Regions from separate parts of the Homo sapiens genome. Here region 1 is linked to region 2. A link is an interaction called in ENCODE POLR2A ChIA-PET data of the cell type or tissue named here. Cell type or tissue: OCI-LY7. All regions are shown on one strand.

Region 1 (5,000 bases), 500 kb before region 2:
TGTTTTGAATGTTAATATATTCACACAGTTCAACACTCAAAAGGTACAGAGGGCTGTGTAGTAAAGTACCCCCCATACCCAGGTCTGTCCTTGCAGGCAGCCTGGTACCAATTTCTCATGTCTCTCCTGAGATGTTTTATCCATGAACAAGCAAAACATAATAAGCACTTCTTTTTACTTGTATCAATGGCCATCATGTGTGTATAGTGTGCCAGGCACTTCTGCTGTATTAACTCCATGAGGTAAACACTCTTGTTGTCTCTATTTGACAGGTGAGGAAGATAAGGCACAAGGATTTTAAATAACTTGCTCAATAGTACACAGATAGTGAATGGCAAATGTTGGGATTTGAACCCAGGTAGTTGGGCTGCAGAGTCACTGCCTTTGCTCTTAAAAGGAGAAAACTATGTACAATGCCTCATTTCTTTTTTCACTTAATCGTATATCTTGGAGAATGTTTTATATCCACACATAAAGACCAGCCTGATTATTTGTATAGCCACATAGTATTCCATTATATGAATATACTATCATTTTTTAAAAACGGTATATTAATGAACATTTAGAGTATTTCAAAACTTTTGAAGCAATACTTTTAAGATGATAATATAGAGACATTAGATTTGGACTTGTAGGTGCTATCATTATTACTGTTTCTTTTTAATTTATTATATTATTAGGTATTAATAAGAACAGACATTTGTATTCTGCTTTACAGCTTGAGATCACTGTAGCTTGTGGCATGTGATCCTCAAAACACCAGTCAGAAAGGTGTTATTCTTATCCCTATTAGACAAATTAGGGAATTCAGGGTTAGAGAGGTGAGGAAAAGCATTGTCCAAGATTACACATTACACAGCTAGCACACTGAGGAGCTGGCCCTGCCACTGTGGACTGCCCAGCTCCACCACCCTAGCTCAGTGGGGAAGGATGGATAACCTCCTTCCATTTACCCCCTGCCTTTCTGCACTGTCATTTTTTTGTGCCTTTCCTTTCTCAGATCCTCTTATTCTAATTTACATCTTCCCACTTTTTCTAATTTGATAAAGTTGTAGACATGTTTCACTACATTCTTCCTCCCACTGCCAGGTACCAGACACAGGGTAATGAAATGTCACACCCACCACTAATTTGAGAATTGCTTATTTGCGCTTGAAACATCAAGAAAGCTCTACCGACAGACATGTTTCATTCACTTATGATGAACCAACTGCCCATCTTTACTGAATCTTCTTGACTGTATTTATTAAAGTTGCAATTTGGAAATATCATTGGCCTAAAGTACAATGATTATATCCACATGTAATCACTCCACTTTAATAAGGTCAGAGAATATTAAAAATTGCAAACCGTAAAAATGACTGGCTTTGAACATATCTCTGTGGCCATTCAATAAACTTGTTCACCATCTAGCTGGTGAAACAATTGGGATTTGATCATCAGATTTCTTCTTTTCTAGTTATGATCAGCAAGGAATATTTCTGTTAGTTGGAACAGCAGAAGGAAAAGTCTTTATTATCAATGCCAACTCCTCAAGCTCATTTCAGATTATTGGATTCACAGGTACAACATAGAATGCTGATTAATTTAAAATATTGATTATTTCAAAGAATTTAAGGTTATGAAAATGGACTTTTCATATTGAATATTGAAACAATTATTTGTGGCATATTTTCTGAAAGAGAAACCTTTAAATAACTAAAGTTACTTAGGAGAATTCTCACATTATATTTTGATGTATTTGGAATATTAGAGTTATCTGCTTGGTACATAGTTGGTGCTAAATAAATTTTCTTGAATCAATTATTAAATACATTAATGAAATGGCTGAACATTTCTAATATTAACATACAGAGAAGTTGGGTTGATTTCTCTTGAAAATATTTTTTAATATTTTATCTCTAATGAAGAATTTTCTCTTTATTTTCTCTCTGGCTTTACATGCCAACTGTATATGTGTTTCCCCCCCCCCACACACACAATTTTTTTTAAAATTCTCCTTAAAAAAAATTTTTTTTTTGCTCCTCACACTTTGCCAAGTCCCACTCCTAAGTTTTTAAATTTGTTTATCATTGACTTATAAAAATTAGTGAGTGCCTACAAGGTGCAAAATGCCAAACCTAGGCCTTGTAGGGGGATGAAAATATTAAGGAGACAATTTAGTAGAGGAGGAAAATGCAGAATGGTGTGTAGGCTCAGATACTGTGTAGGCTCAGATACAGCAGCAATTCATTCTGCCAAGTGTGAGGAGAGGAGTGGAGGTGAAGGTGGGCACTGGTCAGGGGGTGCGGAGGATTGGAGGAGTTTTCCAAGGGCTTAAAGTAGTGGGTTTGAAGGATTTTCATAGGTGTGGGATAGGACATATTAGTATTCCTGCTCAAAATAATAACCCAAACAAAGGTACTTGGAATGGTAAAAAAGTCTGGTATAACAGGTAAATGGAAGAGTTTACTAGAAGATGACTATGGCAATGAAGTCTGAAAGAGGAAGGACCTTGAATATCATTCCAAAGAGTCTGGAATTGTTCTGTGGTTAATGAGCCATCATCAGTGGTTTCAAGATGGAGCTGGCATGATTTGACTTCGTTTTTAGAGACTGACTCTGATACCAGTGTGAAGGATGGAGTAGAAAGGCAAAAGAATGAAATTAAAAAGATGAGATTGGAAGCTATAATACTAGCCAAGGCAAGAGATGATCATAGTCATAATCATAGCAACAGCCAACACTTATTGAGGAATGCCTGACTATGTGGTAGCCAGTATTCTAAGCCCTCAGCATGTCTCCACCCATTGAATTCTTAGACAACTTTCATGAAATTGATACTACTATTATCTCTCCACATGAGGCAATTGAGGCGAAGCGAGGCTAAGTACTTGTTCAAGGCCATGCATCTAGTTAGTGGCAGAGCCCAGTTAAGGAAGTCCAGTTTCAGGGCGTGTGCTCTTATCCACAATGCACAAACTCATGCTGCAGTTACAGAAAGAGAAAAGAGGGCACAACCACGAGTGATGGAATTGGTAGGACTTGGTATTTGATGCGAAAGGAAGGGATAAGTGATGACTCCAAAATTTCTAGCCTGAATGGTGGAAGTTTGCAATGCCATTAGTTGAAAGTTCTAGAGGTTGAGGAATAGGTTGAGCTGATGAGTTCCATAGGTTTAAAGCCAATAAACTCTTCATTTGGGCATATTTAGCTTAAGTTTGGAAATCGGGATATGTAGTTCAAGGCTTAATGATAGAATTCTGATCTTGAAATCATGGTAGCTGATGAGATGGCTCAACAGAGTGGAAGTAAACCTGGATGCTTAATAAGGCAAAAGAGGTAACTAAATATGCAAATTAGATGGCACTGAGTGTGGTACAGCCTGTGGCTGACCTCAGAGTGGATGTATATCCTGCCTAAATATTCCATTTCATTTATTTTATTTTATTTTCCAGAGTCTTGCTCTGTCACCCAGGCTGGAGTGCAGTGGTGCAATCATAGCTCACTATAGCCTTGAATTCCTAGGCTCAGGCAATACTGCTGCTTCAGCCTCCTGAGTAGCTGGGACTACAGGTTTATGCCCCAAAGCCTGGCTTGTTCTCTGTTTTGTTTTTGTTTCCTTTTTTTTTTTTTTTTTTTTTTTTGAGATGGAGTCTCGCTCTGTCGCCCAGGCTGGAGTGCAGTGGCGTGATCTTGGCTCACTGCAAGCTCTGCCTCCTGAGTAGCTGGGCCTACAGGCGCCCGCCACCGCGCCAGGCTAATTTTTTGTATTTGTTAGTAGAAACGGGGTTTCACCATGTTAGCCAGGATGGTCTCGATCTCCTGACCTCATGATCCGCCCGCCTTGGCCTCCCAAAGTGCTGGGATTACAGGCGTGAGCCACCACGCCTGGCCTTTTTTTGTTTGTTTGTTTGTTTGTTTTGTTTTGTTTTGTTTTTTAGTAGAGAAAATGTCTCTCTATGTTGCTCAGGCTGGTCTTGATCTCCTGGAGTCAAGCAATCCTCCCACCTCAGCCTCCCAAAGTATTGGGATTACAGACATGAGCCACTGTTCCCTGCCCCATTTTTAATGTATCTGTTTGGCCAGAGGGTGGGATGGAAGAAGCTGGGAATAGAACCCTGGTCCACATTTTATATTGAAGCTGTGGACAGAGGAAGATGAGGCAGTGAAGAAAACTGAGGCTGGGCCAGAGTAATAAGAGAACTGGGAGTCATTCTCTCCAGAAACAGCCTAAAGAAGGAAGGCAGATGAAAGTACAGGCTGACACAGAAGTGTGGGTAGGGAGAGGGCTGAGATAGGCTCTCATATATTTGCCAGTCAGCAGGTGATCCCTGAGAGAGCTACTTCTTTGGAATGAAGAAGGTTAGGGAGGGAATAGAGGTAAGAAAATTAAGTCAGAAAGTGCCAAAACTATTTTAGGAAGTTTGCAGTGGAGAAAAGAGAGTCAGATGTTAACTGTTGTGGGACAGCAGAGTTGGAGGAAGGTTCTTATTTGAAGACAGGGGAGTCATGAGGGCTGAATAAAAGGAACCATAAGGGACACAAGAAGCTAAAAAGAGGTGATTGATAATGTATGGTCTAATAGGAGATTGGAGGAATGGGCTCAAAAATCACAGACAGGGAGGGGTTACATTTTGTTCCTACATCAATGTCAGGAAATGAATGGAGAAAATGGAAACAGACAAGGGGAAAGTGTGAGTCTCAGGATAAGAAAGTTGAGATTGAGTTTATGTAGATGTCCTTGGTCTTCCTTGTTAAGGAAGAGGGAAGGTCATCTGCTGACCGCCTGGGGAAGGGCCTGAGAAAGTGGGCACCTGCAGCACAGTCCCATGAAGAATGGGAGAGTGAATCTGGAACAAATCCAAGGTGGGCTCCAGGCCTGGCACACCTTGTAGAGGTTAGATCAGCTGGCTTTCTAGTGGAGCAAGCTCATAAAGTCACGTTTCCACCACACCCACAGTCCTTGACCACAGATGCAAAGAAGGCCGATGCCTAAGTTTACCCAATCTTAGGATTAG
Region 2 (5,000 bases):
GAGGCCCTCCAAGCATGTGAGTTTTGTGTCTTCCCCACTCTTTTTTTTTTTTTTTTCTTTTTGAGACAGAGTCTCACTTGTCACTCAGGCTGGAGTGCAGTGGCACCACCACAGCCCACTGCAGTCTTGACCTCCTGGGCTTCAAGCAATCCTCCCACCTCAGCCTCCCTTGTGGCTGGGAGTACAAGTGCTTGCTACCATGCCTAGCTAATTTATTTTTGGTAGAGATAGGGGGTCTCACTATGTTGCCTAGGCTGGTCTCAAACTCCCTGTCTCATAGGAACAGCCTGGGTAGCCTCAACCTGCTCAGAGCTGGAGAAGGCAGCCATTCCTGTGAGGCAGCCACCCCTGCCTGGGCTACTGGCAGCCAGGGGGATGGTCAGTGGGCCATCAGTCCTGGGCTTCTCCTGCCAGGACCAGCAGGAAAATTGTGGGACAGCAGAGGGTAGCTCCTCAGTGCCCTCACTCCCTGCCCTTCCCCAGTAGCCCTCAGTGAAAAGGCCTGAAAAGCTAATTTCCTCCTTGGGAGTGGAAAGTCTTCTGGGCAGGACACAGCTACGATCTAATACTCTCCTCCTCCTCTCAGGAATTCCCTGCACAGTTGAGCTTTTGGGGGGCACAGCTAGGACTCAGTCTCTGCCCAGTCTTCCTTCTGCAAGGGGGGCAAGCATGCCTTTGTTAAGGCCTTCCCTGGACTGACTGGTGGGAGCCAGGGGAGGGGGCAAATGGAAGCTCTCCCACCTTTCTGTAGTCCCTTTCCAAGGCAACGGTTTCCCAGATTCTCCTCCACACCATCCACGCTGCAGTTTTTATTCCTTCCAGTGGGCTTATAAACCACAGCCCTTCCCCAGATTGGGCAACCTTCGGCAATGGCTGAACCTCTGTTTCCTAATCTATAAAATGGATTAGGATGATAGGACCTTCCTCTTAGTGTGGGTGAGAGGATTGAAGGAGACATGGAATACCAAGGGGGTTCTCAAACAAGATGGGGAAGGAAGGGGAGAGAGTCAGAAATGCAGATTTCCTGGACCTTGCCCCCAGCATTCTGATTAAGTGGGTTCTAAGTTTTGGGAAAGGTCGATGCCTAGGAGAGGGGGAGCTCCCCACTCCTGGCTGTGCAGGCAAATCACCTTGGAGATTAATAAACACTCCAATGTTGGAGGGCACCCCTAGACCTCCTGGATTGGAATCTTGGGGAGCCTCCATGAGGATGACTCTGCTCCTTTCCCTGGGAGCCTGCTGCCTCTTCCTCCAAGAGAACCCCCTTCCACCGCATCCCCCCAAACCCCCAACCCCGCCTTTCCAGTGGCAGACTAGCGGGCTAGTTTGCTTCGACCAAAGATGGGCAGCAACTGGCATTTTCTTTGGCCCCTGGGGAAAATGGAAGGCATTTCCTTCGGACTCCGGAGAGAGCCCCAGCCAGCCCCTCCACTGTTCCCTGAGCACTGAACAGAACTTTCAGCCTTTAGGGGCATGTGAGGCTCAGGTTAAGGGAGCCAGCTCACCTTTCCCAGTCCCCTGAGGATTGGTGAATGGAGGGGGGTGGGAGGAGTGGGGAGATAAGGAAGGCAGGAGCAAGGGCAGGATTTGGGAAATCTGCCCATCTTTGAGTCTGGACTCTTTGCTGGAGGGCAGGGCAGGTAAACGGAGGCTGGGAGGGTGCAGTGCCTAAGGTCACAGCAGTTACTTTCTCTGACAGCATTTGAACCCACTTCCTCAGAAGCTCCACTTCCGTTCCTACCGTTCCTGGCCTCCCAGTTAACCTTGCAGTATCCTCTGTCCCCCCCACTACCCGCTCCTCACCCCGACTCCCCAGCTGTAGCCTTTGAGAAGGACCTTATCCATGGCCTCTGCCATTCTCGGGGCGTGCAGTGAGAGGAAGCAGCCACAGTGGCCCCCAGCGAGTCTCGGGTCTAGGACAGGGGCAGACTTTAATCAAAGGATCACACAAATCTGTGATTACCTGGCGGGTGGTTTTGAGGAAGACACGTTGAGGAGGTGACATTTCAGTAGTGACTTACGGGCTGAGTAGGCTGGGTTCACCTCCCAATTCTTTGCATCGCTAGGGCAAGCCATGCAAAGAATTGGGAGGTGAACCGCTCCGGTGGCGGGGAGAGCGGGCTCCCAGCGCTGGGTAGGGGCCGGGTTCCGGCGAGCGCCATCCCGGAGCGTCAGTTTCCCAGTTTGGGAAGTGAGGAGAACCTGCCTCGCCCTTCCCCGCCAAGGCTTAGGGAAGGTGAGCCCCAGTTAGCGGGGCGGGCTGGGGCGGGGCGGGGCGGGGCGGGCGAATCGCGCCTGGGGGCCGGGCTGGCAGGGGGCCCGCGGGCGGGCGGGCGGGCGGGCGCGGCGCGCAGTGCGTGCGGCTGCGGAGCGCGCGGCTAGCCGGCCGTGGGCATCACATGAGCAGCGGCACCGGGGACCGACCGCAGCCAGCCCGAGGGCGCCCCTGCAGCTGCAGCCCCGCGCTCGCGCCCGGCCCTAACCATGTCTATCTGTTGTTGCTTCTTTTTCAGGGACTATGGCAGTTCCAAGAGGAAATCAGGTAAGGGAGCCTCCGGGCGTTTTCCCTTCAGCCTTCCTTCCCGCTTCGTGCACGCGCCCCTCCGATCCTGCAGAGGACTTCTTGGGGGCGGGGAGGGGGGGGTTGTCCTTGCACGCCAGCCTACGGGTCCTGCCGGGCCAGGGGTACTCGCTTCACTTGCCCCTCCTCAGTCCATGGCCCCTGAGACCCTTGGTCCTAGAACCCTCGTTCGCCTTCCACCGACTCGCTCGGGCTCCCGCTACCTCGCTGTCCCTAGTGGGTGTGGGGGTGGGTGCATGGGGAGTGCGTGGGTGGCTCGTGAAGGGGCTAGGCCCCCGCACGGTGAGCAGCCGGGTCCTTCACCCCCGGGCTGCGGCGGCCGCTGCTGCGCAGTGCTAAGACTTCTCCGGTCCCTCTCGCGGTGCAGCGGTGATGGAAGGGTTAATAGAGACGCGGGGCTTTCCTGCGAGAAGGTGAAATTGAGAACCGGGACTGAAAAGGGGTCATCCTTGAGTGACTTGAGTTTTTAGCGCCTGCACCACAGACCTTCTTCCCTGCCCCAACTCTGAGCGTGTCCTTGCTGCGGAGGTGGGGGCTCCGCGTTTTGGCAGCTGAGACGCACTTGGGAGGGGGCCGACCCGACCCCCCCAACCCCCTCCCCGCCCCCCGCATTGGCCTGACAGGTGCCAGGGCCCGCCCAGAGTTTGGAAGGGGGTGGAGGCAGGGAGAGAGGCGGGCCAGCCCTCGGAGCTGTGGGCTGAGGGTAGAGCAGGATTGTCTCTGGAAGTGGGAGGCTGGGCTCCCCAAATGGCAAACGCCTGGATGTGGGCGGGCTGTAGTTAACTGGGGGAGAGTGGTCCCTAGGAGTTAGGGCTGTGTGTGTGCTGAAGTGGGGGCGGGGACAGACTGCTGCAGCGATCCGTGCTGACACGTGGATTGGCCATATTGACAGGGTGGCTGTACCTTGGGGTACATCTGGCCCTTGGGGATGTAGGAGGTAACACGTGGCTCCTGTGAATGGCTCCTGTGCCCAAGTGCCTTGGCCTGTGGATAGGTTGAGGGGAGTGCCCCTGTGTGGTGGATGGATGTAGAGTGGGGTAGATGTAATTGTATGATATGTATGTTTCTGTGTGTACAAGTGCTTGCTCACGTGCCTATTGGGACAGGGAAAGTTGTGTCCTGGTTTATGTGTTGGGGGCGTGTGTGGCTGTGGGGTTCTGTGCACATGTGTGAGTCATGATAGCTGTGTGCTGTGAGGGTATGTTTACTTGTTTGGGTGCATAGGCTGGGGGTGTGTGTGTGGTTGAGATATATCTGGTTATGGGTTGGAGTCTGTGTTTGTGTGTATTTGTGTACCAGTTTGGGACATGTCTAGCTGTGGGATGAGGTGTGTGTGCACTTGCCTATCACCTGGGTCTGGGGTGTCTCAGGCAGGCACACCCACTGGTGCAGAAGGCCATTTCCTCCTGTGAACCGTGGGGTGAGCCTGGGGAAGAGCATTCCTCCACTGTCACTCCAGGCAGGTCTCAAGTGGGAGAATGGAAGGCGCAGCAAAATGGGGGTTGTGTTCTGTCACCGCCCACACAGGAAGCTTGCCCTGGGCCTCAGACGTATAGTGTCCTGGTTGAACCTGGGCTCAAATTCTGGCTCTGTGTGACCTTAGGCAAGTTTCATAACTTCTCTGTGCCTCAGTTTCCTCATTTTCTTTAAAACAAAAATGCTAATGTTATCTGCCTCACACATAGAGGATTAAGTATGTTAATGTGGAATAGTCCTGGCACCGAATAACTACTGTACAAGTATCAGTTCTCAGCAGCAGCAGCAGTAGCACTTTCTGAAGGCCTGGGACCTAGTCCTGCCTCCATTGCCACTTTTCTCCCTATGTGACCTTGGGCAAATTCCTTCTCTATGCTGGGCCTCAGTTACCCCCATAAAGGCAAGAGCTGGAACAAATAACCTCTCAGGTCCCCCGCCACAATCTCTGGGGCTCAGCTTCTGTGCTGCTTCCTAAGCAATGCAGGGCCACACCCAGGCTGCCTCCCCCAGGGAAAGCCAACCCCCAGTTTCTCTGTCTTCCACTCTCACGCCAGGAAAAGGATGGATGGAGAAATTTAATTTATATTGGTGTGCTTATGATAATGGCCACTTAGTGTCATGGTTGAAAATGCCAGCTCTGAAGCCAGACAGCTGGAGTTGAGAGTCTGGCTTCTCTCCTCTGTGACCTTGGGTAGATTTCTTAGCCTCTCTGTGCCCATTACTTCTTCTGTACATTTGGGATAATATTCATACCCATTTTGTGATGGTTTATTATGTGTCAACTTGGCTGGGCCACAGTGCCCAGATATTTGGTCAAGCATTATTCTAGATGTTTCTGCAAAGGTGTTTTCTAGGTGAGATTCATATTTAAATAAATCAGTGGATTTTGAGTAAAGCAGATTACTCTCCATAATGCAGGCTAGCCTCATCCAATTGGTTGAAG

The links. Peaks named below come from ENCODE experiments on the same cell type or tissue, not always from the same donor. Only the 100,000 strongest peaks of a DNase experiment are listed, where the experiment ranks them.
Region 1: POLR2A ChIA-PET joins it to region 2 with 5 read pairs; 3 of 35 experiments call an interaction of 5 or more read pairs at or near these places.

Annotation. Positions count from the first base shown.
Region 1 is chr10:104,188,762-104,193,761 of GRCh38, reverse strand. CFAP43 (cilia and flagella associated protein 43) reads left to right here. Exons shown (of 38, transcript NM_025145.7): 12 at 1,460-1,563. Among named protein-coding and RNA genes, the nearest start is that of MIR609, 28 kb to the left of the region's middle. In OCI-LY7, no CTCF peak of the experiment used is centred here; no DNase peak of the experiment used is centred here.
Region 2 is chr10:103,690,570-103,695,569 of GRCh38, reverse strand. SH3PXD2A (SH3 and PX domains 2A) reads left to right here. Exons shown (of 15, transcript NM_001394015.1): 6 at 2,514-2,542. Among named protein-coding and RNA genes, the nearest start is that of SH3PXD2A-AS1, 54 kb to the left of the region's middle. RefSeq lists silencers at 2,277-2,526, 3,097-3,256 and enhancers at 2,410-3,376, 3,617-3,676. In OCI-LY7, a CTCF peak has its summit at 1,962; DNase peaks (open chromatin) are centred at 1,909, 2,419, 3,009 and 3,449; H3K4me3 peaks cover 2,176 bases; H3K27ac peaks cover 453 bases.